2 separate regions of the Homo sapiens genome follow, and region 2 is linked to region 1. Evidence: read pairs that join two places in POLR2A ChIA-PET (ENCODE). Cell type or tissue: MCF 10A. All regions are shown on one strand. Links, peaks and the distances in the headings refer to the core of each region. The heading gives the core; the rest is flanking DNA.

Region 1 (14,917 bases), core at 9,903-14,902:
GTTATAACCATTATGCACTAAAGGTGTCCTTTGCATGAAAGATTAACTTGTAGATACCAAATTATTCAGGGAGAAGAATTCCACCATGCATTTATGAAATAAGCAAATAGCCATGTATGGTCCAATGAGGAACACCAGGTCAGAAAAATCCAGAGAACAAATGAGAATATGTCCAATGCCCTTTTGCTAAAGTTTGTATTTCTCTAGGTTAAGGAGAAAGAACCCCTTCTTGAAACCCTGCCTTGTGTCCTAATGTCATGAGTCTTCTCAGCCCCCTTTGGGGATGTCCTCAAGATCATGGAGGGAATTCTTCTCCCATCTTGTGGTTGAATATGCTGAGACAGAGGATATTGTCCTACTTTCCACCTCATTCAAGAAGTAAGTCTCTTGCACTCCCCATCCCCAGCCCCAGGACCTTATCCCAACCACAAGTCCATGGGATTTTAATTAAGAATATGAAAGCCTAAACCCTTATGCAGAATTTTCTTTTAAAAATTTCTTCTCAACCTGGCATTTGTGGTAGAGAAATGAAACAATTCATTCTGACAAGTTGCACTAAACTGAGGCCTGAAGCATACTGTGAGAACCTCTCTGTGGATCCCATAAAGTACTCAGGAAATATGCACTTGACATCTGGTTTGCTGGATTCCTGCTGAGAAATGGAGGATTTGGTGTGAGGCTGTCGGTCCGGACTGGCAGATTGGCTGTGCATATAACTGTGCATGAATCCACACAAAGGGGTCATGTTCAGGCAATACTTGGGCATGTTCCAACAGAATCTCAAGAAGGCATATGAGCAGAGATTGAACAGTTGGATTCTTGTACAGAAAAGGCAGTGGTAACTTATGGATGGGAGTGTTAGGCATGCACCTCTAAGAAATAGGGAATGTGAGGTGCGTGCTGCAGAATATGATTCAAATACCAAGATACTTTAAAGTACATATACTTGGAGGAAAGGGGGAAAAATAATAAGACCTTGGTAATTGTTAGCAGAATTGTAAAACTGCACTTCTCAGTGCTTTTTGGGTAGATCACAATAAAATACTTTTAAATATTTTAAATTTTGATGTGAGTTTCAATGTATATCCACAAAATAGAAATGAAACGTGTGAAGAATAGCTTACCATACTTAAAGTACAGTGGCAAAAAGACTGTTAAATAACAAATCTAATTGAATTTTTTACAACTTTTTATGATACATGGTAGCACCTTATTGAGCAGCATAGCATAACGGTGAAACATGCAAGACTTAGGGTTAGGTTGCAGGGTTCAAGGGTGAAATCTACCACTTCCCAATAGTAGCCTTGGGTAAATTAGTTACTGAAATGCTTTGTGCCAAGTTTTCCTCATCTGTAGAATAAGGACATTAATATATTCTTCATGGCATTGTTGTGAGTTTTAAAGAAGAAGAATAATAAAAGCACCTTGAAGCTTCTCCACATAGATGTCTCTATGGACTGCTTGGGCTTCCTGACAGCATGGTGGTGGGGTTCCAAAACCCAGTTTTCCAAGACACAGGAAGAGGAAGCTACCATTCTCTTTTGGCTTTGAGCTGGAAACTGACACAACTTTATTAACACTGTGTTCAATTGGTCAAGGCAGTCACAGAATCTATTCAGGTTCAAGGGGAAGGAACCTAAACTCACTTCTCAGTGGGAGATCTGTCAATGAATTTGTGCCATCCTTAATCTGTCACATGAGGTCACAGAATCTTTTGCAAACTTGGTGAAATCGATGGGCCCTCTTTCCAAAAATGCAGGTATGCAAATATACTGGGTTCAACATTGGCTCAAGGCTTTATGAGAAACTAACATAATCATGGCTAAAACAAGATAGATGGGTTAATTATCTTTTACAGAAAAGTCTGGGATGATGGGGTACAGCTTTAGCTACAGAAGATCATTCAGGGACCCAGGTTCCCTCTGATTTAATGGTCTGTCAATTTCTGGAGTATTGCATTTCTTAAACAAAACTGTTCAACATCATCATATTCATGCTCCATTCCAAGAAAAGAGAGGAATAGGAAATGGAGGACAGGTACATGGTTATAAAAAATATGCCCACATCACTTTGGCTCACACTCCTTCAGTCACTTGCTTACTCAAAACATTGTCACTTTGCCACATCCAACTTCACAGAAGACTGGAAAATACACCTGTCTTAGTGACCATGCAATCAATTAAATCTTTAAATGTTCTATTACTAAAGTAGAAGAGACTGGATATTATTTATCAATTCATAGGCTCTTCTACGGCAAGTAACAACAACAATAAAACCTTGAACACAATTTCACATGGTTCACAGAAAATCTAAGCATACATTCTGGGATCTTAACCAAGGATCTAAAACTAAGAATCACCTTGTTTAGAATTTTAGAAGAAAGCATTTCAGGTTATAATATTTTTAGAGCTGGCAGTACCTTTTTTTATCATCTAATCCTGTTCTCTGATTTTAGAGATAAGAAAGCACAAACCTAGAGAAGCAATTTCTTGCCCAAGGTCATACACCTAATTACCAGGACCAGCCTAGTTTTCCTCAAGGTTAATCAGTGTTCTTTCCACTATGCAGTGACCCACTCTCTTTCAGTTCACCAACTAAATAAGTGCAAAACAATGGGGGCAGATAGCTATGAGGAGGTGTATAATCTCTTTGGAAATTTTAAGCTATTCATTCTTTCTTGTATTTATCAAAAACATGTGCCAAGCACCGAGTCAGGTGCTGACAATATGGTTTGCATCATAACAATAAACAAAAAAATCATGCCTTTCGGGAGCTCACAGTCTAGTTTTGGAGGGAGAAGTAAATAAGTATTTATTATGCAAAGTGATAAAAGTGTTCCACTAGAATAAGGGGAAATATGAAATCACAGAGAAAGGAATGACAACTTGAGTAAGTCATGACAGGCATCCCAAAGACAGCAATGCTTGAGTAGGAATGCAGTAGGAGGAAACAGAAGGAAGCAGAGGACACATGGTGAGAGGGAGAGAGGAATGGCAGGCTCATGGTATGGTTAATGGCGATGCGCCTAGAAAAGAGGCATTTGCCACTCCCTAAGTGAGAAGCAACCATTTAAGCAAGGGCAATCATGGAGAAGCTGAGAAGATATATTCAAGGGAGCTCAGGAAATCATAAGATTTGTCAATGAAGTTGCTCTCAGGTATCAGAAAGAGTTGGAACCTAGGATAGTTCCTCTGTATTTGGATCAGACAACTGTGTGGGTGGCAAAGAAAGGAATAGTGGAGGCATTCTGTTTGAATATACCATAATTAAGATAACTTTGTTTGTCTAGGTGAAAATATAGAGTAAGAAGTCAATGGCATGGTCTTAATGTAGGAAGAGTAATCAGGCCTGAAGATATAAACAGGAGACTTTGTTGTTTACAAGGTATAAAGCAGACGAAATGGTGTACAGAGAGAGTGTAGCATGAAAAGACATTTAAGGGGAGTATTTGTGACTCCCAATATTTAGTGGTGGTATGAGAAACTGTAGCCAATAAAGGAAATTAAGGAGTATCAGAGAGGAAAAAGGAAAACCATGGGACCTTAGTGTCTTAAAAGCAAAAAGAGGAGTTGTGAAATTCAAAAGGACAGTAGCTAGCAATGCCAAATATTGCAAAGCTATCAGGTGAGCAGGCGGATTGGAAATTGTTCCCCGGATCCTGCATCTGGAAATGATTGGCATTAGAAAGAGCAGTCCCAGAGGAGTGCAAGGATAGAAAGCAGATTTCAGCAGATTAAAGAAGTGAGATAGTAGCCACTGCTGGTGTCAACTTCTTGCTTAAGCAGGCTGGCTATGAAGGGCAGGAGAGGAATAGGGCAAAGGCTGCAAGAAGGTACAATATGAATAAGACTTTTACTGATGGGAGATATTTGAGCATGTTTCTATGCTGATAAAAATTGGGTAGCAGAAAAGAGGAAGTTAAAAAACCTTTATAAAGAGAAGAGAAAATCGATAGAGAAAAGTGTGAAAGGAGGCAAAAATTGACTCTCAAGAAGAGATGGAGTTAGGCTGGAAGTTAGATGAGGAAGAGAATAGAAAGCAGTTTTTCTCTGTTTATTTGGAGATAAAAGGAGGATGGAAAGAAAGGTAGGACAGAAGGGAAGAAAGAACAAAGGAGAGAGGGAGAGGAAACTTACTGAGGGAAGAGTTGAGGAAAACCTACATAAATACGTTGGTAGGTATGTGGGTGTGTGGTTGAGAAAACTCAAGCCTGAGCATTCTCTTCTGGAACCAGAGACAAGCTCAGAATCTGCTGGGAATAAGCATGGAGATGAGGAAAATAAGTCTAAGGAGAAACAAAGAGGCTTGGAATGGACCAGGGGCATGTGGGAATACAAATGGTACGTGCTTTTGTTCAGAGTTGCTCAGCAGCTCTAGGAGGATTTGGTCTGGCATCGGGTGGGGGGTACATTCAGTCGGAAAGGGAGAACAGCAAGGACATTAAGGCTATATGGAGATGCAGATGAAGTGGTCCAAGGGACTAGGCTGGATACAAAGGTAGAAAAGCTAAAAAGAGAAGTCAGAGAGCCTGGGATATGAGGAAAATAGCCTGGGGATTGAAGATGCCTAAAGGCATGAGATAGAAATGACTACAGATAATGAAAGGCGCAGAGTGAGAAATGCTTAAATAGTCCAAGTAAATCCCTATGTGGGTGGCAAAATAAAGGATTTTTGAGAGTTCAGTGGAAAATTGATTGATTACCCAAAGAGTAATGGTCAGAGTAGGAGTGGAGAGGGGGATGGCTGCTTCCATTCTGCTAGTCCGCAAGAAACAGTCACTATCTCCTCTAACTAGGGGAAACCTTCTATGGTGTATGCACCAGATGGCTTTACATGTTCTTGGCTGGTGCAAGGACCCGGACCTTTCAAGGGGTTTGTTTACAATGTAATCATGTTATATAGTTTACGAATTAATCATAACACATCTACTGCCTTTCTCCTCAGGCTATCAACAGCCATGTATGAGAGGAAAATGCAGACTAGATGAAAATATAATATAACTAGCTATAGAATGACCACTGGGCAAAGTTCAAGAGTCATTCTTTTCTCTGAGATTATCAGATCACAAAGGGCACAGTTATAAATTTGGCTTCGCCCATGGAAACAGGCCTGCAGGTGCAGGGTTATATAATGTCCTGCTCCATTTACCAATGCTCTGATGTCATGGATAACAGCATTCTCTGTATCTGACTGTGGAAAACAGTGGTAATACTTTAGTGTTTTCACTAAAACAAACAAACGAACAAAAACGATTCTGTGTGTGACAATGGGGTTTAAGTCCTGTTTCTGACTTTGGTACAATCCCCAGAATTGCACAACTATCATTTAGTCCTATGGCCACAGTAAGGAAGGATGGAGGAAGAGAAAGAAGGAAGGAGTGAAGGACATCAGTAGGAAACATCTAAGCAACAAGTTAACAGAATTTGTGAAGCACCGGAAATTTCTTAAATACATTTAAAAATGCATTGCAACAAAAATGGGCTAACTCCTCTATTACATTTCTTGGCTGTTTTTTGAGCCAGAGAACCATAATGAAGCCCATTTGCCTACCTTCTGTATTTCACTTTTCCCAGATTCCTCCACATGCCCGCGTGGCAAAATATGCCCTGTAATGGGTGAAGGTTAAATACATCCGAACCTCAAAACCCATTCATATGGCAAAAAAATGTACTCACTATCTATCCCCTTCATTCACCCTAGGCATTCTTGTAACAGGCTTCTCAATTGTTCTCAGATTTGCAAATTGTCTCCCATTCAATTCACTTGAGCAGATGTTTATTGAAAACTCCCTAGATGCTCGGCATAAGAGAGCATGGACTCTGGAGCCAAGATCTGTAGGTTAAAATTTACTTTGCCAGTTTAACAAGCTAGCTTTAAAAATCTCTTCTTCAATTTCCTTGCCAAAAAAAATGTAGAAAGTAGTAATACTCTAAATCATAAGATTATCATCAGTATGAAATGGCATAACAGGTGGAAAGAGCTTAGCACATTGCCTATGGGACAGTAAGTACTCAACCGATGTTTGCTATTATCATTAGATGCTATTGAGTTTATTTAAAAAAGTAGTGTATGATGTAATTCTTGCTCTCAGTCTTGTTTGTGGTAAAAAGAGAAATGATACAGGATCAGTGGAAGAGAAAAAAAAACATATCTAATGTATACCAAAATGTGTAAATACTCTAAATGAGAAACAACCAGTATTAGCAGAGGTTTCATTAAAAATGCCTACATAATATGAACTTACAAGAAGTGGAGGAGCTTTGCTAAATTAAAAGGGAAAAGGAGACATTGCAGAATAGGATTTAAAAAATAGACTAGGAAGCTATAAAGGTAGGAATGATTGTATGAGACAGAGGGTAAGAAGGAGAACCATATGCCCTCTGAGCAACGTGCTGAAATGCAGGGAAATTGGATGGAAAGATTGGCATTCCAAAGCAATACTGCAAGAACACCAAAATGTGATAACTGTGTCTTGAAGAGTGCAAGACACACACTCTGGCATATTGGGAGAGAGAAGTCTGGTGCTGTGATTCCTTCTATGAATTTGTTCCAGTTTTCCCGCCACACCAAGAACTCCTGAGATAGACCATACCGTATTCACCATCAAAACCACAGCTTCTTTCTGTGACTGACACAAAAGAAGTGTTGAATAATTTGTGCAATTAAAAGAAAAGAGGAAGATGAGAAGGAATAAAGGGAAAGAGTAAGGGAGGGAGGGAGGGAAGGAAGGAAAGGAGGGAGGGAGGGAGGGAGGGAGGGAGGGAAGGAAGGAAGGAAACAATTTGCAATGTCAGAGCAGGATGATGTAATGTCTAGCTCCAGGAATGGGGGGGTATGTATTTGACTGTGCAGACTATGCCAGTCTAATGCCCATGCTTGTTCACTAGGAGGAGACTGTTTCAACTAACTGTTTTTGCTGGTGATGGAGTTTGGGCTGCAAATTAAACTGTTTTCTCCTCTTTCATTTTTGATGACTATCCCAAGGCATTTCATCCAGGGTCAGCCCCAGTAATAAGAAGGCGGATCTGTATACCAGGCAGAATAGTAAGCATGCTAATTTAAAGGTCATCAAGCAGTCATGTGATAAAAGACAAGCTAAAATAAGGGTGCCACTGAGCACTGAGATGAAAGCTGAGTAACTTCCTGATAGAAAACAAATGTAGCAGAACAGACTTCTCTCTCTTTTCCTTTTTCTCTAAATATGAAATTTACTAACACTTTAACTTTCCTCAGAGAGCTGCATACGGCTTGAAATATATATATAGTTTGTGTGAGTTCATCAAGGATTGAGGAGACTAGGTGATACATAGTAGGGGTTAATCACAAATTCCCTCAATAGGGATCATAGGCAATCTTGACTGGTTTCACTGAGAAAGAATGGATGCATCTTGGAAAGAGAAAAACTCTGACACGACATTCCAAGAGTAACACAGAGTGTGAGGAGACAGCAGATAGCATCCCAGTGGAACCCCTTCTGCCCTTTAGTGAAGATTAACCAGCACCTTCGCCTTTGTGAAAATAAAGGATGGAGAAACATTTATGCAACTTGCAATCACCTGAGCTTTGCATGCTTCCTATTTCAGGAGATTTTCCATCCTTTTAAAAATTCCACACACAAATCACCAGGGCTCCTGAAACAACAGAGCAGAGAAATTTTTAAGGAGTCCCTCAAAGGGGGAGGGGATGGGCAACACCAAATCTTTAGCCTCATCTGTTTGGTTTTTGTTGTTGTTTCTAAAATAAAGCTGCAATTGGCCCGGTGTAATCTGATAAGTGTCTTATTATAAACTTGAACATCAACGGAGGGTAAAAAAAAAAATGATGAAACTTGCAACTTAAAAAAAAAAGAAAAAGAAAAAAGAAAGAAAGAAAGGGTCTAAATGACTGGCAGTTCCCATTTCTTTACAAGTGTTACATTTCAGTCCTCTGCCACTACCACATGTTTCCTGTTCACAGATAATTTGTACAACATATTTTATCATTCAGTTTTAGACACAGTTGAAAGGCTTTTGCCTAAGGCTTGGAACACTTTGAAAATTGTATACCATTTGCAAGGCTTTCTTCTGCTTCACTGTGCAATTAGGTGACTGTCTTTCTACAGACATCGAATTTATCATTTATGGGAGTGTGTGTGTGTATGTGTGTGTGCGTGTGTGTAAAACCAAGGTGAACTAGAATGAATGAGAGTAGCTTTCAATAACCTATAGATGAGGGATTAAGAAGCAAAACAGTGATTTCAGCTCCTTGAAGGACTACACTTCTTAAACAGCAAGTGGGTTTTCTCCATTAAAGAAGTTAGGTTCTGGAAGATTTTAGTTCCAAATACTGTTTCCATCTTTACTCCACTCTACATTCCCTACTGGTAGTTAAATCACAGTGTAATAATCCTAAAGAAACCCAGTCTCATTAGTTTCTACAAAAGCGATTTCAGGACTTTTTGTTAGCTTCCCCTGCTGCCTTCTTTGCCCTGTCTTGCCTGAATTTCGCAGTTTGCCTGTGAAGCACTGGTGTGCTCAGAGCTTCCCCTGGTGGAAGTTGCTGGCAAAAGGTGTTCTAGCCAGGAAGGGCGAATCTGAGACTTGCTCCCAGGCATGGACTCAGCGGAGTGTTCAGTTGCCCAAGAACAGAGAGTACACAATGTGACTGGAGGTTCTGATTGAATTTCCTATGCGTTTCTGTGTTTTACATAACCTGAATTTTAAAGTCAGATTTGATAAAAGATAACTTATTCCCATCATTATGCCACTTTGTATTTTTCCACTGAATAATGCAAACGAAAAGACAGAGCAAGGAAGCCTGATTCAACCCTCCCAGGAAGAGCTTGACTTTCCTCTGAGGTTGAATTCAGCATCCATCATTATGCAGGCAATGTGGTTCTTCTCCTGTATTTTAAAAATGTGCCAATAAAATGGTTGTGGAAAAGTCTAAACAGCATTGACCCTTTTGAAGAGAGAAGCTATTTAGGCCTGCATATGCCCTTTAAAGCATTGTTGTCTTTTCTTCTTCAAAGGTAAAATTCCCATGTTAATTTCACTTATATCATGTCTCTATAATATTTGTTAGCCTACAAATCCTGAATATAGCTTTGTGTATGTTTTAAGTCATAAAGCCTGTCAAGGCAGGTTTTAGGGGTGTGGGTGGGGTTGGAAACTAAAAACCATAGTCAATTAATAAATGTGAGCACTGTTAATTATAGTGACAAGGATGATAGGTTTGTAATCCATGCCAATGGTGAGGAAGAAATAACAGAATTTGAAATCTATTTAGAACAATCTTTAAAAGCTCCTAACAAAACTTAGCTTTAACTAATGGGGGAAAGAGGGAGGGAAGAGAAATGTTTCATTTGTTATTTTCTTTCAGGAGACATTATCAACCTAACAACAGCAACTTTTTGAAACAACAAATCATTAGATTTAAATAATTTTATAGTCCATATCACTCTGAATGTTAAACAGGCTAGAAACACCAGAAACATGTTATGATGTAAATCTATTTAAATAATTGCCTGAGTAATACACTTTCTATGATTATATATTTATTAGAGACAGATTTTAAAAAACCCACACAATTATATTCAAAGATGAAGTCCACCTATCGACGACCCTGTCTATTCAGAAATAGAAGCCGGACCACAGAGGGTTCGTAGGTCTCCAACTCAACACAGGCACGTTTGACTCCTTTGCTTCTTTGACAAAACACTGAGGATAATGTAAAATAAAGCCACTTAGAAATGCTATCCTCTGTAAGTACGAGGAAAGGACGATTAGAGCTGTACAGACATTTGTTAGATTTACACATGTGCACAGAGCCAAGACCAAGGGGTTTGGGTCAGGGGGAATGTCATTATAATAATAATTTATGCAGCCGGAAGCAGCAAAGACACCCACGCTGAAAGAGCCATCCTAAATAAAGTGGAACGTACTTTCTTTTTGAAATCCATCCAGACTCTTTGCAATGACATAGACTTTTGGACCCCAGAAATCAGGGCAGCTTAAGCAATCGTTTTTCAGAGGCCTGCTGCCCCTAGGCAGACCTGCAGGTGGACGTGGACGTATGAGACTCAACACAGCAGCTTTTCATCAAGGCTTGCCCACTGCCCCTTTCAGTTTCCAGAAAGCAAGGACACAATTCCTGACGATTTGCCTGAACACCTTTCACCTAATCAGCTCAGTTCTTCAGCCCTTTATGAGGAACTTTCTTGTACACTGAAGAGGCTACATAAGAGGCTATGCTATTCTTTACTGGCCAAGTGAGGATGGGAAAGTATGAGTGGGTGGGGGAAGGAGGGCTCTCTTTTTAAACTGTTGCTTCCTTAACATATGGCCCAAGTGAGAGCAAATCCTGAGAGATGAGAGAACAGCATCTGCTCTGGTTTGAATGTGTCCCCCAGAAAGCATGTGTTGGAAACTTAATCCCAAATGCAACAGTGTTGGGAGGTGGACCCTAACGGGAGGTGTTTAGGTCATGAGGGCTCCACCTTCATGAATGGATTAATGCCCATTATAATAGGGCTGGAGGCTGTGAGTATCATATCTTGCTCTCTCACACTCACTGGCCCATCAGCCTGCCACCACGGGCTGACACAGCACAGAGGTCTTCACCAGATGCCAGCACCTTGATATTGGACTTCCCAACCTCAGAACTGTGAGAAATAAATTTATTTTCTTTACAAATTACCCAGTCTGTGGTATTCTGTTATGGAGACACAAAACAGACTAAAGCAGCATCTTACAACAATCTGATCACCTTATGGATATGGACTTGGGAAAATTCTTAACTGTGCAGTTCAAAAATACCCCACATCTAAGAGGCAACTTCCTATATACTGAGTTCGTGGGTGAACACACAATGAGAATACATCTTCCAGGGCAGGGCATGCAAGCAGCCAAATTCACATGCAGGAATTGTTCAAGAAATTGAACCACTGTGGGCTGCTTTTTAAAAACTATGACTTTCAGGATTCTGAGTTGAGCCTATTCTTGCCATTGACTTTCTATATGACCTTGGGCAAATCATTTAACCTGTAGTGCCTCAGCCACAAGAGCAGTATGATTCTTGGTCTAAGATGCAATTTCAAAACAGAAACCCCATCTTATTTTCCTTCCTTTTCCACTGCTTGATCTCTTCATTGCAATGCAGAGAGCTGCTCTTAAGGTGCTTTCTGATTGACCTGCCTGCCCGTGGCATTTGAAAGCCTCATTCCTTCTCCTGGGCTGACTCACAATGTGTACCTAGCTGGAAGGGGGCTCTCTTGGTAAGGAGACACACACATCTGGCTCACCTGTACAATGTGCAGATGTGCAGACTCGAGCTCCTCTATAGACTAGACTATGCTCCACCCCCAGATCGCAATCAGAGACTCAACATGAACTGAAGGCCTTCGTGTCGCCTCCTAATCCTACTGTATTCTGTGCCTCAGCACTTCATGCACTGTAGACGCACACAGAAGCCACAGAAATTATGCCTCCCATGTGCAAGGGGGCAGTAAAGCTCAAGCGTTAAAAGGTCAGCTTTGGTGGGAACTAGGTCTGGGTTCAAGGAGTAGGGCTTTCAGTTCCCTCTCACAGATAGAAAAGTCCCTGGCTGATAGTATTGCTGCCTGTTGGAGGACCACATTTTCATTTTGAGATCCACTGGCCCAGGGCTTTAATAGGGGTGATGAAGAACAAGTCAGGCTACATAGGAGAGCACTTGTGTCTTCCAAAGGTAGGGAAGTTAGGAAGCTCATTGCTTCTTCTCTTCATATCCCCTATTCTATCAGGAACCAGATGTCTCAAGCTTTCTTCTCCCAGCTGAAGGAAAGGATGGAAATTCTCATCTAGGAATGCTGCTCCAGGGGTCAAAAGCTTGGCATGGCCTCCTTGGTATGCCATGAGGATCCTTCAGTCATTTCTTCGCTCTTGGGGGCACCACAGAATGCAGGCACTTGTTCATAAATGTTTTTTTTTTTTTTTTTTTTTTTTTTTTTTAGACAGAGTCTCGCTCTGTAGCCCAGGCTGGAGTGCAGTGGTGCGATCTCGGCTCACTGCAAGCTCCGCTTCCCGGGTTCACGCCATTCTCCTGCCTCAGCCTCCCGAGTAGCTGGGACTACAGGCGCCCGCCACCGCGCCCGGCTATTTTTTTTTTTTGTATTTTTAGTAGAGACGGGGTTTCACCTTGTTAGCCAGGATGGTCTCGATCTCCTGACCTCATGATCCACCCGCCTCGCCTCCCAAAGTGCTGGGATTACAGGTGTGAGCCACCGCGCCCGGCCGTTCATAAATCTTAATAAGGAGCACCTGAACTAACAGCACACATTTGTCTCGGCTTGTAACTGAGCAAGTGGAGATATTTCCTGATCCACTTCGGGAACTGGCAAGTTGGTGCCACTTCACACTAAGGACTGGTACACTGCCTGCTGCCAGGGAAACCACCTAACCCCTCGTCTCAAGCACTTAGTTGAATTGAACTCAAAAACATTTAAAAATCCTTCTAAGAACATTCATAAAAAACTGACTCTACTAATCTTATCACCTTCTACTTCAGACTCCCATTTAAGCTAGTTCACCTATTTCCCCTACATATCCTGCAACTAATAATTCATCTAATACTACTCAATTTGTGGGACTATTATGTTTGGAAAGGACTTCATACATTCAGTACTTGTTTACATTAAATTCTATTTTTTTCTTTTCTAAATCCAAATTTTCCTAGTTAATAGGACTTGGAGGAGCTAAGAATATTAATAGTTCTTTTAGACGTAAGTTTTAATTCCGCATCACCCTATTTGTCAATTCTCATTGGCTGCATGACAAAAGTCGTCCAAACTTTCCTTTCCTTGAATGTTTCTTTTATTATTGTGCTTCGGCTTGACAAAAAGTGATGAATACAGTGACTTTTCTCCCACGAGAAATGCAATGACTCATACTGCACTGTACAGAAAAACAAAGTAGAGAAATAAAAGCAACAAACAACCTAATGCTGTAATAAAAGTAGAACCCCGTGGCCCTTATGTTCTTTTGACTGCTTCCAAAATCTCCAAAGTTCATTGGAGGTCATGTCCAGTGGATTGTAGTTTGTAGTGCTATACCCCATGTATCTTGAAATTCAGACTTCATACATTCTACGTATTTTAGGCTAAAGGTAAATTCAAATTGCACATTTCCTCACACATTTTCTTGCTATAATCATAAATGTGATCTTGCAGGGAGTACCATTTACCTTTTGATTGAGAGATCAACATTAACTGAATAATCATAAAGAAATGCTTCCTGAGAATTCTCTTGAAAACATACAAAGCCTAGAAGGGAGGCAGAGTGCAAAAGCTTAAGTGCTCTTCTAGCTCATGAATCTCAGGCCCATGTCTTATGTTTTTCAATATTACATTTTGTCCTGGACATTCCCCCCATGTGTAGGGAAGGATTGATGCAATTTCAGGCAATAATGAGATACCTGTAGTATTAGAGGACAATGAGTGGGGTCCTGTGGGGGAGGAAAAGCACTAAGCATTAGTCCTGCCTCTAAGCGTGACATCACCGTTACCAGCTGGGTGGTTCACAGGCACCCCAAACTCTCGGAGCCAGAGTCCGGCAGCTCCAAAATGGAAATCGCATGAAAGCCAACCTCACAGAATACTATGTTGCTACGGAGAAAATGTTTTAAAAGTAAAGCAAATTATAAATGTAACAGGCAGTCAGACGTGCCCAGGGTGTTGATCCTATGTATAGATCCAACACACAGACATTGATGTTTTTGTTGTTGGGCCAGGAAGAAAATGCTAAGTATGAATTTCCAGTTTTCTCCAGTCCCTTTCCTGTTGCTAAATGAAGATCATTCCATCATTGTGTATCAAATGCAGCATTTGTGAAAATACCTCCCGATCATCTTTCACAGGAATTCTTTCCAAGTGAGAAAGTAAGTAATGGGGTCATGGGCTTTCTGGAGTAATACAACCTAGGTTTCTAGTGTGATTTTGATCAGCAGATTCTATCCCCAGTTTTATTTGTGTGTGGGTAAGCTGCAATCTATGATTTCATGTATTTTCTGAAGGAAAAGAAGGAAACTTAGCTAAAGGTATTTTATCACATTTCATAAGAAGGAATCCTGGAATTCATGAGGAGTCATTTGAGATAGCCTACTGCTAACCCAAGCCAGGCAATTAATCATAACACAACAGACAGAAGTCGTGAATTGACAGTTAATGGAGCATACATTTAGGTAACAGCTTACACCTTCACTATCACCCTCTTCATCCTCTTCCTCATCTTCATCATCCGTGGCAAAAGTAGTGAAATGGAGGTGCAGTGATTCCTTCTGTTTTGGTTCTTAAAAAATATAAGTCAGTCAAATGTCAGCCCATGCCAAGCTTTCTTGTGGAAGATTTCAATCTATATTGAGAAAGGCTTCCATTGTCCTCTCTATCCTCCCCTAGATGTTTAACGTCCCGTGCTAACAAGTCAAGTCAAAGTGAGTTCTAATGCAGGAGAACACATACCAATGTATAGATTCCTCTTATTAAATTTCGGGGGTTTTGACCTTTCCAGATTACCTGACGTTATCCCAGATGTTGGCTGTTTACAGTGGGGCCTCAGTAACTCATGTTGGCATTTAACAAAATTTAGAAATATGGGAATTTTAAAAATGTTTTCACTTTTTTCAAGGAACTTTGATTTAACCTGAAGCCACGAGTAAACTCAGATGGGTAACAATTTTAACTAACTCAAAATGAGAGATCATCTGTAAATCATTAGGGTAGATTTTGGAGCAAAAGCAGAAATTTTTGCAATACCTTCTTTGGCAAAAATCACTCTGCCTATAAGTAAATTAGGGTGATAGTGCCATCTAGTTATTTGTGGCTGGACCATAGACAGCAACAAGGGGGAAATGTTGTATTAGCTCAGTGAATAAGAAAGAAATGCTTCATTGCAATGATAGAATA
Region 2 (16,124 bases), core at 7,181-12,180, 56 kb after region 1:
ATTGCACTTATTAAATAGATGGACTATATAAAGAAGTCCCTTGTGCTCTGAAAACACTTCCTATGGACTGACATTGCCCCACTTTCCTCTTAAAGCTATCATTCAAATGGCTCTGATTTTTGCCTTGAGATACCTTGTCATAAAGATAGAGCAGCAATTTCTTACCAAGTAACACAATTAATGGATTAGGTTCACCTCAAAACACTAAATAATATGTCTGTTCCTTACTCTAGTCAGAGACACAAAAATTGGAATCTTAAAGATGAAGAGGAAATGATGGAAAACGAGAGGAGAACCATGTGATTAGACATCTAAATGGAGGTATGAAAGCATGTCCCATCATGAACAGCAGCAAGCGCCACTTCCCGCACAGAAGCTACTGTATACACAGCACTTATCACTGATCCCAGATTCCATATGACATGTCTGAATCAGGAATAATATGGTAATTTTCACAGTTACAGAGTGGAAAATCTTTATGGCGTAGCAGCAGAATGTGTCTTTATTTCACATTTTAAGAATCGTGCCACAGGATGGAAGTAAAAACATTTTGAATAGATGTAGGCGAGCTTCCGAATTCAGGCCTCAGAAGCTACACAGCTTTTTGATAGAAAATACTCTTCCTGTTCATCAGGGTTGCTAGCCTATGGTGAGCTTAATTAAAATCAATGGAGAAAAAAATTGAATACTGAGAAGCACTATTGGGGCTCATGAGATGTAAATGAGTCAAAATATGAAATACTCAAATAACCTTGGGTCATGGACTTAGTTTAGTGATCACCTTATTGATCTATTGAAAACCATCTCTCTTCTTTTGCTCTCTTGTGCTATCTCAGATGGAACTGGAAGTTGATAAAGCTTCCATTTTGGAGTGAGAATTCCTGCTTTTTTTAGCCCGTACTGTCCCCACCCTCCATCCACCTCCTGTGCTGTTTCTCTATTAGCAGTTTTTACACCATCTCTGTTGCTCTTTTATTCACACCTACATAGCAAAAAGAATATCAGCTGTCTAGAGGAAAAGCTTGTGTCTGCTAGTGGCCTGGAACAGAACATGCCTCTTGATTTCAAATATGAGAGAAACATACATTTCTTCCTTTTATCTCATTTGAGCACAACAATATTATATTTTATGCACGTGTAACTAGAGGTCAGAAAGGAGTAAACTGAACCCCAAGTGCACTCAATTCAATGTGATCAATATTCCTTTATTTTAAAGGCATTCATAAAATAGCAAATGCGCAATTTATGAAAACAGCCAAATTATTCACCCCTCCCTCTAACCATGCCTTTTGGCATGTCACTTTGAATTTTGTCCTACAAAAGCAGAGTATATTCTTCTACCCCGTCTATTTTGTTTGGACCAATAGAGTAGAGAGGAAGTGGCAGTTCCAGGCCAAGACCTTAGAAGCCTACAGGTTTCTCACTCTTACAACTCTGCCATCAATGGGGACACACTCAGACTGGGCTGCTGGAGAAACACAGACACGTGGAGCACAGCTAACCTGCCCTATTTGTCTAAGTGGAAGCCATCGTCGATCATGCAACAGCTGATCCCCAGACCCCAAGCCCAACCAAGAACTGCAGAACCATTTACCCAACCCCCAGCTGACCCCAGATGGAACTGTGGGAGTTGATAAAGCTTCCAGTTTTATATATGTCTAATCACATGGTTCTCCTCCTGTTTTCCATCATTTCCTGTTCATCTTTAAGGTTCCAGTTTTTGTGTCTCTGCCTGGAGTAAGGAACAGATATATTATTTAGTGTTTTGAGGTGAACCTAATTCATTAATTGTGTTACTTGGTAAGAAATTGCATATATTGCATATAAACAATAAATGTTTTTTGTTGAATGCCATTGAAGGTATTGTGGTTTGTTACACAGTATTATAACGGCACTAGATAACTGATAAAGCAGTTTCAGTGTCTATCCTCGTTAAAAATAAGACCTATTGTGGAGTGTAATTTGGGATGTAAATTAGAGTATAAGCATTGCAAGGGCATGTGTGCGTGTGTATGAAATAGAGAGAAAGTGCACAGTCAATGTTTTTGCATGTGAATGACTAAAACCACATTTATTTCTTCAGTCTCAAAATGACACTGGATAACTCACCCAAAGAACACTCATTCATTCACTCACTCACTTCATTATCCATTACCTAGCTAACAACATACTAGATATCAGGGATATAAAGGCAAATAGGCTGTGATCACTGCTCTTGAAGAATCTTTTGTATACTTGACGATACATTAGAAAATACACTATGATGGAATGACGGCTCTACCTTCTCTCTCTTACAAATTATAAACATGAGCCAATGTTTCACTACAGCTAATAGTTACTAGAGGTTGTAAGTACTACCTTCTTTTTAATTGTCTATTAAAAATTTGTCTAAGCTTTTCTTTTAAAAAGTCAATTTGTTTATTCCTCAGTCCATAATGTTACACCTCAAGGTAAGACTCCCTTTCAAATCTGAAACTCTTGACATTGGCAGTATAGAAAAATAAAGTACATGTCGCACAGTGGGTGCCAGAGACCTATATTATGTCCTACTGTTGGTTACAGAATTTTCAATATTTCTTTATCCTTTTCACTCATATGAACTGCAGCTTATAGCAGTGGTAATCATTTCCTGTGTTTGAAAAAGAGATGAAAGCATTCATGGATGAAAGCAAGTTGGATTTAATCTCCTTCTCTCTCATCCAGTGCACTGTACTGATCATTTTCCAAAAAAACACGACTTAAGCTCATTTTTGTCATGACAAAACTAGTTTCATAATAATCAGATGGCAATTCCTAGTGTACACAATTCTAATATAATTACCAGGAGGAAATGTAGAGGGAGTTGCAGGTTTGAGATAAAGAAAAGCCTGTGAATTTTGTATTAATGTCTCAGACTCTCTTATTTGTGGAAGTAATCAATCTTTCAGGGAGTAGAATAGTAATTCTTTGTGAAAAAAAATGACAAGAGTCAGAGGAAGAAAGAAGATAATCTAAGTTCCATTCGGTACACAGCAGGTCAGCTGTGATTGACAAAGCTCATCACAAAACTATAGCTCACGGAGTAATCCCAGTAGCAGAGTCTCATTTGCAGCCGAAGCAGTGTTAATGACATGTTTAACAGCTGCTTCTTGAAGTTTGGAATCTGCATTAACCCGCAGAGCAGTGAACAGAGAAATGAGGGAAAGTATTGAAATCAAGCCTTCATTATTCTGACAGCCCAGGTGAAAGGGTGCCCAGAGGTTGTGGAGAGGTGGATAGGAGGGTCTGGAAGGTGGAGGGTTCAATTGCATGTAAGGACCATCTTGGAGATGACAGGGTCTGATCAATAAACAGAGGACTACAAAACAAACTGACGTGTTCAACTCAGAGACAATGAGACAAGGAAGTCAGGCAACCAGAATGGAACCATAACTTGGACACCAAATGTTATGCAGGCATTACAGTCGCTAAAGATCAACTCAATATTAATGCAGCAGTGGAGTTTGTTCCATGGAGAAGACCAAGTGATGCCATGGCTTTAGGCTTCTTTACCCCCAGAAATCTTATTTTTTCATCCCAGCTCAAAAAGCAAAGGGGCATATGTAACACAGTGTATTTTCTAGACTACTTATAATAGTCTATGTTGAATTCACTTAAATTAACTACCCAACAGAGTTTCTTTAAATGCAACTCTTTATAATGGTCCCTTTTTTTTTCCATGGAAGTATATCTCTGGCTTTTCCATTGGCTGAGGGCATCGGTTGCTGAGGGAGAAGAATGAGAACACAAAGGAGTTGTCAGGGGATTTGGGGCAAATCCTAACTTCTTCACACTTTTTAAAAGTAGCCTTAGGCAGCTTGTGCAAATGCCTTGAGCTTCAGTGTCCTTATCTGTAAAAAGAGTAATAACACCCACTTTATAGGGTTGTCGTAAAGAATAAAGTAAAATATGTAAATCCCCCAGCACAAGTACACGCTTCATAAAACATCGGCATTATTTACTAGAGATGGCCACCATCAGTGGGTAAGTGTAGCGGATCTGCCAAAAGTACTTCATTGATATAAATTGGTATAAAAATCTCACAAAAACCTGACTTTGGGTAGAATTTTAGCTGCATGTTACCAATGCATTTTTTTTTCTACTTTGTTCACGGAGCTGTGTCAGATACCTAAAAACCATGGCTGGCACAGGATAGGCATTCAGAAAATATTGTGGGTGAGTATACCTGCTGTAGGAATCTGAAGAGTCTTTTTCTGTACTGTATTTTGCTTCTATGGAGGCCTTTCTTCATTAAGAAGAAGAATGCTGGAACTCCTGAATTATAGGATCTTGGAGCTCATTTCATCAACCCTTTCATTCTGCACATGAAGAACTAAGGCCAAGGGAGAGTTTGACTTGCTTTAGGCAAAGCAAACCATGAATGAAGGTTTCACAATCTTATGGTATTTCATAAGTCATAATGTGTTCCAGCCCTTCTCTTCCCTTAACACAGACACTAGGCAATGAATTTCCATGGCAGTTTCAGTCATTGAACGGGCCTGCTCACAAGGTATTCTTTCTTTAGCTTCAAGTTATTTTACCCTTCAGATCCTCTAGGTTCTCCTATGTCAAATGAGAAGGTTGGAGAAGAAACTTTTGTTTTGCGCTGTTTTCTGTAAAACTTGGTGGTTTGGGGGAAGTCCTACACAGGAACGCTGTAAACTCACTTTCCATCCTTGGATTCCCATTTAAAATAGAGCACTTCTTTTAAAAACATTATATATACCAGATTCTACATAAGATTTATTTAGGATTAGAAACAGTTTCTTCAGTTAAATGACAACTGACTAGATGATCTCTGGGATACCTTCCCTCCTGTCTATTATGAGGGTGGAAAAAGTGAGGCCAACCCACTGGGAACTCATTTATTTTTATTACAACATTCACCAACTTTTCCTTCCCAAAGGATAAGGGGCCCAACAAAGCAAGAAGGAGGGAGAAGGGAGAGGGGGAGAAAGAGGACAAGAAGGAAGAACAAGAAAGCCGCCACTAGTAAGAGGAAGAAAGCAAAAAATTCACTAACAACCTTCAAATTCTTTTGGTCTGTGTATTTCTGTACCCATCATCTTAATCTTCCCAAAAGTTCTATAATACAAGTAGCAAAGGCATTATTTCCATTTGCCTGGGAGAAACCGAAATACTCGAGGCTAAATTAATGTCCAGGGCTCTGTGTGCCATCAGTGCTGGAAGTATGGGAATAGAATGCCCATCTTGAATTCTTTCTACATTGTACACTGATTAAAGCAAGATAACATCATGTCATTTGGGCTGCTTCCTTAAGGCCAATGTGTCTTATGTTTGGAAAACAAGAGTGGTCCAATGGCTTACACCTTTGAGGTCTCAGAATACAGACAAACATCTCTCTTTCCACACAGATCATGCCATGTGTCTGAAATAGCCAAACCCTTCACAGAACTCTGTCATTGCCACAAACACTGCACGCATTTTTCTACTTTGCAGCTAGGTAGCAAGTTATCTGTTTCAGATCAATTACCTGGCCATGAGGCCAATAAACAGTTAATGTGAGGTCAGGCACAGTGGCTCACGCCTGTAATCCCAGCACTTTGGGAGGCCGAGGCAGGAGGATCACCTGAGATCACGAGTTCAAATCAGCCTGGCCAACATGGTGAAATCTTGTCTGTACTAAAAATACAAAAATCAGCCAGGCATGGTGGCAGCCACCTGTAATCCCAGCTACTTGGGAGGCTGAGGCAGGAGAATCACTTGAACCCAGGAGATGGAGGTTGCAGTGAGCTGAGTCGTGCCATTGTACTCCAGCCTGGGCAAAAAGAGCAAAACTCCATTTCAAAACAAACAGAAAAACAAACAACATTTAACATAGCAGAGGTATTATACTCAATTTCATTTCCTTCATCTGGTGCAAATGAAGATAATTGGATATTATTGAAATTCTGAGGTGTGTCAGGTGTTTAGAGCATGGACCCCATATCTCTGGTTTTGTGACATTCTGGGATTTCCCCCCTCACACCTACCCCCACAACTCTCGGCCCACCCACAGAACCTCAAAGCCTTTGTGAAATTCTTCAAATGTTTTCAAATGCAAATGGTTTTAATTTACTTTTTGCATACATCTACATATATGTTGGTGTAAAAATAAATATTCATTTTATAAATATACCTACCTATGTGTTTTTAAATATACATATGGAGGTCACATGCCTTAGTTCTTTCTAAAATCCTAATTCAGACAGCCACTTTGGAGACATAGTGGGGAAGTTTTGGGGTCTCTCTTGCTTCCTTCTGCTCTAATACAGTGCTTCCCCATTAATTATGGTTTGCCCCAGCACCTCCCATGCTCAGACTTAAAGTGTGATGCCTTCCTTCTCCCCCACTTGGTATTAATAATAATGATAATACCTACAGGTTATTCAGCACTTGCTATATGTGAGGTACCACATTGGTTGTTTTATAAACATTATCTCTTATGATCTTCCCAATAGTGAGAATTTCTCCTATTATCTGTCTTTTATAAAAAGAAACTAGTTTAGGGGTTAAATAAAAGTCTAAGGACACATAAATACTAAGAGAAATGATTTGTATTCAAATCTAGGACTAGTTTTCCCTAAAATCTACAATATTAACCATTAAATTGTGTGCCCTGGGTCCCACTTTCTAAGGTGTTCCTATGTATGAATGTGATCTTCATTCCACGAATCTTTGCTGAATGTCTCCTCTGTGCCAGGCATCCTTCTAACATGTCAGATACCACAGTGGGTGAAACTGACAAAAGTGCCTGTGTTCAGGGAGCTCACACTCTAGTGATGAACACAATAACCACAAAAGAAGAAGAGGAGTAATCTGACACCGTTCTTATTTCACAAATGATTGTGGTCGAGACGATTACAAAGCAGGGGAGACTTGCCTTTTATTGTAGCCCCCCTGGAAGCCTCATGCTTGGTTAAAGAGAATGGCTTATAAAGAAGAGCAGGGTCGAAGTGGATGGTAGGGACATGGGGGTGTGTAAGGCACATTGGCAGTTAGGCTCTGGGTTTCCAAGGGAGCTCACCAAATCATACTTGCCAGCAATCAGCTTCTTACACAATTCTTGCCAAAAATAATGGCCCTACTTCAAAACTATGAAAATCACTCTTTTTAAGGGATAATTCACCATCAGATGAGAATTTGATAGCATATTAGAGTGCATAGGCTGGTTTAGGATACAGATTACATAAATGGGGTATTTGATGGGCACTGTGAAAGCGTATGTGAATGATGTGATTTGGCTCCGTGTCCCCACCCAAATCTCAACTTGAGTTGTAATCCCCATGTGTCAAGGAAGAGACTTGGTCGGAGGTGGCTGGATCATGGGGGTGGTTTCCCCCATGCTGTTCTCATGATAGGGAGTTCTCATGAGATCTGATATTTTTATAAGCGTTTGGCAGTTCTTCCTTCCTCTCTCTCCCTCCTGCCATCTTGTGAAGAAGGTGTTTGCTTCCCTTTTGCCTTCCACCATAATTGTAAGTTTTCTGAGGCCTCCCCAGTCAAGTGGAACTGTGAGTCAATTAAATGTCTTTCCTTTATAAATTACCCAGTCTCTGGTATTCTTTATAGTGGTGAAAATGGACTAATACAGTAAATTGGTACCAGTAGAGTGGGGTGGTGCTATAAAGAGAACCTGAAAATGTGGAAGCCACATTGGAACTGGGTAATGGACAGAGACTGGAAAAGTTTGGAGGGCTCAGAAGAAGACAGAAAGATGCAGAAAAATTTGGATCTTCCTAGAGACTTGTTGAATGGTTTTGACCAAAATGCTGATAGTAATATGGACAATGAAGTCCAGGATGAGATGGTCTCAGATGGAGATGAGGAAATTTTTGGGAACTGGAGCAAAGTTCACTCTTGCTATGTTTTAGCAAAGAAGCTGGCAGCATTTTCCCCCTGCCCTAGAGATCTTTGGAACTTTGAACTTGAAAGAGATTATCTAAAATTTGAACTTATATTTAAAAGGGAAGCAAAATATAAAAGTTTGTAAAATTTGCAGCCTAACGATGTGACAGAAAAGAAAGATCCATTTTCTGAAAAGAAATTCAAGCTGGCTGAAGAAATTTGCATAAGTAATGAGGAGTCAAATGTTAATCACCAAGACAATGGGGAACATGTCCTCAGAGCATGTCAGAGGTCTTCACAGCCCCTCTCATGACAGGCCCAGAGCCCTAGGAGGGAAAAATGATTTTGTGGACCGGTCCCAGAGCCCCACTGTTTTGTGCAGCCTCAGGACTTGGTGCCCTGCATCCCAGCCTTTCCAGCTCCAGCCATGGCTAAAAGAGGCCAAGGCATAGCTCGGGCCATGGCTTCAGAGAGTGCAAACCCCAAATCTTGACAGTTTCCATATGGTTTTGGGCCTGTGGGTGCACAGAAGACAAGAGTTGAGTTTTGGGAAGATCCAGCTAGGTTTCAGAGGATGCAAGGAAACACCTAGATGTCTGGGCAGAAGTCTGCTGCAGGGGTGGAGCCCCCATGGAGAACCTCTGCTAGGGCAGTGCAGAAGGGAAATGTGGGGTTGGAGCTGTCACACAGAGTCCCCACTGGATTACTGCCTAGTGGAGCTATAAGAAGAGGGTCACCATCCTCCAAACTCCAGAATGATAGATCCACCAACAGCTGGCACTGTGTGCCTGGAAATGCCACAGGCACTCAATGCCAGCCAGGGAAAACAGCTGTGGGGGCTATACCCTTCAGAGCCACAGGGGCAGAACTGCCCAAGGCCTTAGGAGCCCATCTCTTGTATCAGTGTGACCTACATGTGAGACATGGCATCAAAGGAGATCATTTCAGAGCTTTAAGATTTAATGACTGTCCCACTGGATTTTGGATTTGCATGGGACCTGTAGCCCCTTTGCTTCATCCAACTTCCTCCATTTGGAATGTCAGCATTTACCAAATGCCTGTACCTCCATTGTATCTTGAAAGTAGCTAACTTGCTTTTGATTTTACAGGCTCATAGGAGGAAGGAAGTTCCCTTGTCTCAAATAAAACTTTGGACTGTGAACATTTGAGTTAATGCTGAAATTAGTTAAGACTTTGGGGGATTGTTGAGAAGGCAAGATTGGTTTTGAAATGCAAAAAGGACATGAGATTTGAGAGGGGCCAGAAAGAGAATCATATGGTTTGGCCCTGCGTCCCCACCCAAATCTCATCTCAAATTGTAATCCCCATTCATCAAGGAAGGGATCTGGTGGGAGGTGACTGGATCATGGTTATGGTTTCCCCCATGCTGTTCTCATGATAGGGAATTCTCATGAGATCTGATGTATTTTATGAGTGTTTGGCAGCTCCTCCTTTCTCCCTTTCTCTCCTGCTGCCTTGTGAAGAAGGTGCTGGTTTCCCCTTTGCCTTCCACCATGATTGTAAGTTTCCTGAGGCCTACCCAGCCATGTGAAACTGTGAGTCAATTAAACCACTTTCCTTTATAAATTACTCAGTCTCGGGTATTTTTTATAGCAGTGTGAACGCAGACAAATACAGTGAGAAAAATGCAGAGGACACTAAGGTGAAATGCCAGTTACCACTGAGACCTGGGCAGAAGACCATAGAGATCTGGTAACCTGTGGGGTTCCTCCCAAGGGCATGCAGAAGATGTGGTAACTGAATAGGTTAAGAAAGCACATGAGACTTCTGTATTTGAGACACATTAGTAGTGTAGATACAACCCAAGCTCTTCTACATGTCCCATTCCTTTAATTACCAATAGACTTAAAAAGCTGATTTGTTAAAAGTTTGATGCTTTGATATGTATTTTAACATAAAAAAGTTGCTTTGAAAGAAGTGTTATTTTATTTAACCTAGGGAGTTATTTCCAAAATGTAGTTATGAGGGTCTACCAGGAAGTAAAAATATTCAGAGGATGGGCACAGGACATGCACACATAAAATCATACTTAATATTTTTTAATGAGGGTTCAAAGTAGGATAATACTATTTTTTAATCACATAAATATTTTCTCATAAAATGGGACAAAAATAAACTTCACATTTTGACCTCATTTTCGTTAAAATTCATATCTTTGGTACTATCTTTACAGTTACAAAATAAAACTCATCATGAGATATTAGTAAAAAAAAAAAAAAAAAAAGAAAAAGAAAAGTCGAGGAAGAGCTATTAACAAAATAATGTCCAGCTCTCTGCCTTCCAGGCATATCATAGGATTTCTCTTTCCTGCCTACTGTGAAGTAAGCCATGACTCTGCGGTATGATTCAGCACATTCCCATCCCTATGCTGTAATAATCCTGGGAGGAAATATGGAGGAGTCACCTGGGTCCTACTGACTCCAAAAAGCTCAGCCCCTAGCTGACTCACAATGCATATGCTGTGTAAGTGAAATATCATCTTTTGTTGGATTAAGGCACAAGAAATGTGAGGGCTATTTGTTACTGTAGCACATTTTGATGGTTAATACTGAGTGTCAACTTGATTGGATTGAAGGATACAAAGTATTGCTCCTGGGTGTGTCTGTGAGGGTGTTTCCAAAAGAGATTAACAATTGAGTCAGTGGGCTGGGGAAGGTAGATTCACTGTTAATCTGGTGGGCACAATTTAATCAGCTGCCAGCAAATATGAAGTAGGCAGAAAAATGTGAAAATGAGAGACTGGCCTAGCCTCCCAGCCTATATCTTTCTCCCATCCTGGATGCTTCCTGCCCTCAAACATCAGACATTCTTCAGTTTTTGGACTCGGACTGGTTCTCCTTGCTCCTCAGCTTGCAGATAGCCTATTGCGGGACCTTGTGATCATGTAAGTTAATACTTAATAAACTCCCCTTTATATATAATACTTAATCCTTAATAAACTCCTCTATATATTTATATATCTTATATCATATATATGGTATCTATATTATATATAGATATATATATAATTTATATAATATATAGATATATAATAATATATATGATATTAGTTCTGTTTCTCTAGAGAACCTCGACTAATACAGATTTTGGTACCCGGAGTGGTTTTAGAGAAATGGAATATTAAAGATGGAGTTCTTTCATTGGTTTCAGGGTTTCTGGAGTTTGCCACTTAATATTATTAGACCTAAAAATGCTAAGGACTCTACTTGTAATAGTATGGAGAACACTGATAGTCCTTGGTATGAAGTGTTTAGAGAGTTACGCAAAATAAATGTATTTGACACTCCTGATTCCTGCTTGTGAGAGTCAAGGAGTTTAGTGACACTTTACATAATACCTTCAGCCATATGTGGAGAACTGAGGAACATAATGAAGCTGGTTGGTTGCTCCTAAGTTCAGGGGACAAAGTGTTGAAAGCAAATGATGAACTCAGAGATTCTGTCTCCTGGCTTCAGAAGCAGATACTGAGCCTCAAATCTGCTAAGATTGCCCTGAGTGAAAGTCTTATCTCCTATAGAGAAAGAGACGAAATTGTGCAAAAACAAACACAAGCTCTTATCATGCGAGTGGCTGACCTGCAATGAAAGATGCATCCACAGCCTCACCAGGTGTCTACTGTTAAAGTGAGGGCATTGATTGGAAAAGAATGGGACACTGCAACTTGCAATTGGGACATGTGGGAGGACCCTGATGAAGCTGGGGACGCTGAGTTTGTAAACTCTGATGGACCTTTTTTGCCAAAAGGAACAGCTTCCCCAACCCCAGTAGTGACAACATCCTCTCCCTGACCCATGCTGACATCAGCCTTTTCACCTTTGTCTGAGGAGATAAACCCTGGGCTGCCTGAGGCAATAGTGATGGCCTTTCCTGAGGCAGTTGTCAGGCATGATAATGTTGATTCTCCTCAGAAGCCACCCCCGACACCTCTGTTTGCTTCTAGACCCATAACTAGACTAAAGTCCCCGAGGGCCCCTAGAGGTAAGGTTGAGAGTGTGACCCATGAAGAGGTGCACTACGCTTGAAAAGAACTGTTTGAGCTCTCAAATTTATATAAACAAAAATCGGGAGAACAGGCATGGGAATGGATATTAAGGGTATGGGATAATGGTGGAAGGAACATAGAGTTGGATCAGTCTGAATTTATTGATTTGGGCTCACTAAGTAGGACCCTGTTTTTAATGTTTCAGCTCGGGGAGTTAAGAAAGGTTCTAATAGTTTATTTGCCTGGTTAGCTGAAATGTGGATTAAAAGATGGTCCACTGTGAGTGAGCTGGAAATGCCTGATCTCCCTTGGTTTAATGTAGAGGAAGGTATCCAAAGGCTTAGGGAGATTGGAACTGTGGGATGAATTAGTCACTTTAGACTTCCTCATCCCAGCTGGGAGGGTCCGAAGATATATCCTTGACCAATGACTTGCAAAATAGATTTGTGAGGACAGCACCTGCATCTTTGAAGAGCCTTGTAATTGTTCCTCTTTGTATGTCAGATCTAACGGAGTGAACTGCAGTCACTCAACTACAAAATTGAAATATAGTGGGGATAATTGGATGCTGAGGTGGCAGGGGCCAAGTGGTGGCAATCAACTATCAAAGGCAAGCTAGGCGTAACTACTGTAATGGACAGCAGAGGCAAAGCGGCAATCAGAATAGTCTGACTTGTGTAGAGCTCTGGAATTGGCTAATTAATCACGGTGTTCCTAGAAGTGAAATTGATAGGAACCCCACTGCATTCCTACTTAATTTATACAAGCAGAAAGCTTCTAGGTCGAATTATAAAAACAGAGAATCACAGCCCCTCGAACAATTTCCAGACTTAAGCCAGTTTACAGACCCAGAACCCCTTGAATGAATGGGAGGCTGCGTCTCATTAAAGAAGGACCCCACTACATTACCAACAATTTATGCAGTTAATCTTTCTCCCATCCTTCCCCAAGAAGATCTCCAGCCATTTATCAGGGTAACTGTGCATTGGGGAATGTGAAATGATCAGACATTTTGGATACTACTGTATACTGGATCTGAGGTGACATTGATTCCAGGGGACCCAAAATGTCATTGTGGCCCTCCAGTTATTAAAGTAGGGGATTATGGAGGTCAGGCAATAGAGTTTTAGCTCAGGACCAACTTACAGTGGGTCCAGTGGGTCCCCAGACTCATCCTGTGGTCATTTCCCCAGTGCCAGGATGCATAATTTGCATAGACATACTTAGCAGCTGGCAGGACCCCACATCAGCTCCCTGACTGGTAGGGTGAGGGCTACTATGGTGGGAAAGGCCAAATGGAAGCCATTAGAGCTGCCTTTACCTACAAAATAGTAAATCAAAACAAATAAAAAACAATATGGCATCCCTGGAAGGATTGCAGAGATTAGCACTACCATTAAGGACTTGAAAGATGCAGGGGTGATGATTCTCATCACATCTCCATTCACCTCTCACATTTGGCCTGTGCAGAAGACAGATGCATCTTGAGGAATTACAGTGGATTATTCTAAGCTTAACCAAGTGGTGACTCCAATTGCAGCTGCTGTACCAGATGTGGTTTCATTGCTTAAGCAAATAAATACATCTGCTGGTACCTTGCATGCAGCCATTGACTTGGCAAGTTCCTTTTTCTCCACTCCTGTCCATAAGGTCCACCAGAAGCAACTTGCCTTCAGCTGGCAAGGTCAGCAATATACCTTTGCTGTCCTACCTCAGGGGTATATCAACTCTTCAGCTTTGTGTCAAAATCTTATTTGGAGAGATCTTCATCACTTTTCACTTCCACAAGATATCACACTAGTCCATTACATTGATGACATTATGCTGATTGGATCCAGTGAGCAAGAAGTAGCAAACACACTCGACTTATTTGTGCGACATTTGCATGCCAGAGGATGGGAAATAAATCCGACTAAAATTCAGGGAACTTCTACCTCAGTAGAATTTCTAGGGGTCCAGTGGTGTGGGGTCTGTCAAAATATTACTTCTAAGGTGAAGGATAAGTTGCTTCATTTGGTCCCTCCTACAACCAAGAAAGAGGCACACACCTAGTGGCCCTATTTGGATTTTGCAGGCAACACATTCCTCAGCTGGGTGTGTTACTCCAGCCCATTTATTGAGTGACCCAAAAGGCTGCCAGTTTTGAGTAGAGTGCATAACAGGAGAAGGCTCTGCAACAGGTCCAGGCTGCTGTGCAAGCTGCTCTGCCACTTGGGCCATAGGACCCAGCAGATCCAACGGTGCTTGAGGTGTCAGTGGCAAATAGGGATACTTTTTGGAGCCTTTGGCAGGCTCCAATAGGTGAATCACAGTGGAGGCCTCTAGAATTTTGGAGCAAGGCCCTGCCATCTTCTGCAAATAACTACTCTCCTTTTGAGATACAGCTCTTGGCCTGTTACTGGGCTTTGGTGGAAACTGAACGTTTGACTATGGATCATCAAGTCACCAATGTGACCCGAACTGCCTATCAGGAACTGGGTGTTTTGGACCCATCTAGCCATAAAGTGGGTCATGCACAGCAGCACTCCATCATCCAATGGAAGTGGTATATATGTAATTGGGCTCGAGCAGGTCCTGAAGGCAAAAGAAAGTTACATAAGGAAGTGGCTCAAATGCCCATGGTCTCCACTCTTGCCATCCTGCCTTCTCTCCCCCAGCCTGCACCGATGGCCTCATTGGGAATTCCCTGTGATCAATTGACAGAGGAAAAGAAGACAAGGGCCTGGTTCATTGATGGTTCTGCACGATATGCAGGCATCACCTGAAAGTGGACAGCTGTAGCACTACAGCCCTTTCTAGGACATCACTGAAGGAGAGTGGTGAAGGGAAGCCTTCTCAGTGGGAGAACTTCAAGCAGTGCACCTGGTCGTGCACTTTACATGGAAGGAAAGATAGACAGATGTACAATTATATGCGAATTAACGGTCTGTAGCCCATGGTTTGGCTGGATGGTCAGGGACTTGGAAGAAGCATGATCGGAAAATTGGTGACAAAGAACTTTAAGGGAGAGGTATGTGGATGGAACGCTCTGAGTCATCAAAAACCGTGAAGATATTGATATCCCATGTGAGTGCTCACAAATGGGTGACCTCAGCAGAGGAGGATTTTTAAAAATCAAGTGGATAGGATGACCCATTCTGTGAATATCACTCAGCCTCTTTCCCCTGTCACTCCTGTCATCCCCCAGAGGGCCCATGAACAAAGTGGCCATGGTGCCAGGGATGGAGGTTACACATGGGCTGAGCAACATGGACTTCCACTCACCAAGGCTGACCTGTCCACAGCCACTGCTGAGTGCCTAGAGCAGAGACCAACACTGAGCCCTCATATGGCACTATTTCTCAGGGTAATCAGCCATCTACCTGTTGGCAGGTTGATTATATTGGACCACCTCCATCACAGAAAGGGAAGAGGTTTGTCCTCACTGGAATAGACACTTACTCCAAATATGGATTTGCCTATCCTGCATGCAAAGCTTCTTCCAAGACTACCATTCGTGGACTCACAGAATGCCCTGTCCCCCATCGTGGTATTCCACACAGCATTGCCTCTGACCAAGGCACTCACTTTATGGCTAAAGAAGTGCAGCAGTGGGCTCATGCTCATGGAATTCACTGGCCTTACCATGTTCTCCATCATCCTGAAGCAGCTGGATTGATAGAATGTTGGAATGGCCTTTTGAAGTCACAATTACAATGGCAGCTAGGTGACGATACTTTGCAGGGCTGGGGCAAAGTTCTCCAGAAAGCCATGTATGCTCTGAATCAGTGTCCAATATATGGTACTTTTTCTCCCATAGCCAGGATTCACAGGTCCAGGAATCAAGGGGTGGACATGGAAGTGGCATCACTCACCATCACCCCTAGTGATCCACTAGCAAAATTTTTGCTTCCTGTGCCTGCTACATTACGTTCTGCTGGCCTAGAGGTCTTAGTTTCAGAGGGAGGAACACTGCCACCAGCAGACACAACAACAATCCCATTACATTGGAAGTTAAGATTGCCACCTGGACACTTTGGGCTCCTCCTACCTTTAAGTCAACAGGCTAAGAAGGGAGTTACCATGTTGGCTGGGGTGACATGCCCTGTGATTAAGGTCAATGGGAAACTACAACAGCCCAATTCAGGCAGGACTACAAATGGCCCAGACCCTTCAGGAATGAAGGTTTGGGTCACTCCACCAGGAAAAATAAAAACCATGACCTGCTAAGGTGCTTGCTGAAGGCAAAGGGAATACAGAATGGGTAGTAGAAGAA

Evidence for each region. Peaks named below come from ENCODE experiments on the same cell type or tissue, not always from the same donor. Only the 100,000 strongest peaks of a DNase experiment are listed, where the experiment ranks them.
Region 2: POLR2A ChIA-PET joins it to region 1 with 6 read pairs; 1 of 35 experiments calls an interaction of 5 or more read pairs at or near these places.

Annotation. Positions count from the first base shown.
Region 1 is chr2:102,969,817-102,984,733 of GRCh38, reverse strand. LINC01935 (long intergenic non-protein coding RNA 1935) reads left to right here and starts at 305. Exons shown (of 4, transcript NR_135530.1): 1 at 305-378; 2 at 13,747-13,893. In MCF 10A, for the core only: no CTCF peak of the experiment used is centred there; a DNase peak (open chromatin) is centred at 12,863.
Region 2 is chr2:102,909,465-102,925,588 of GRCh38, reverse strand. No RefSeq gene overlaps it. Among named protein-coding and RNA genes, the nearest start is that of LINC01796, 22 kb to the right of the region's middle. RefSeq lists an enhancer at 2,179-3,686. In MCF 10A, for the core only: no CTCF peak of the experiment used is centred there; a DNase peak (open chromatin) is centred at 10,268.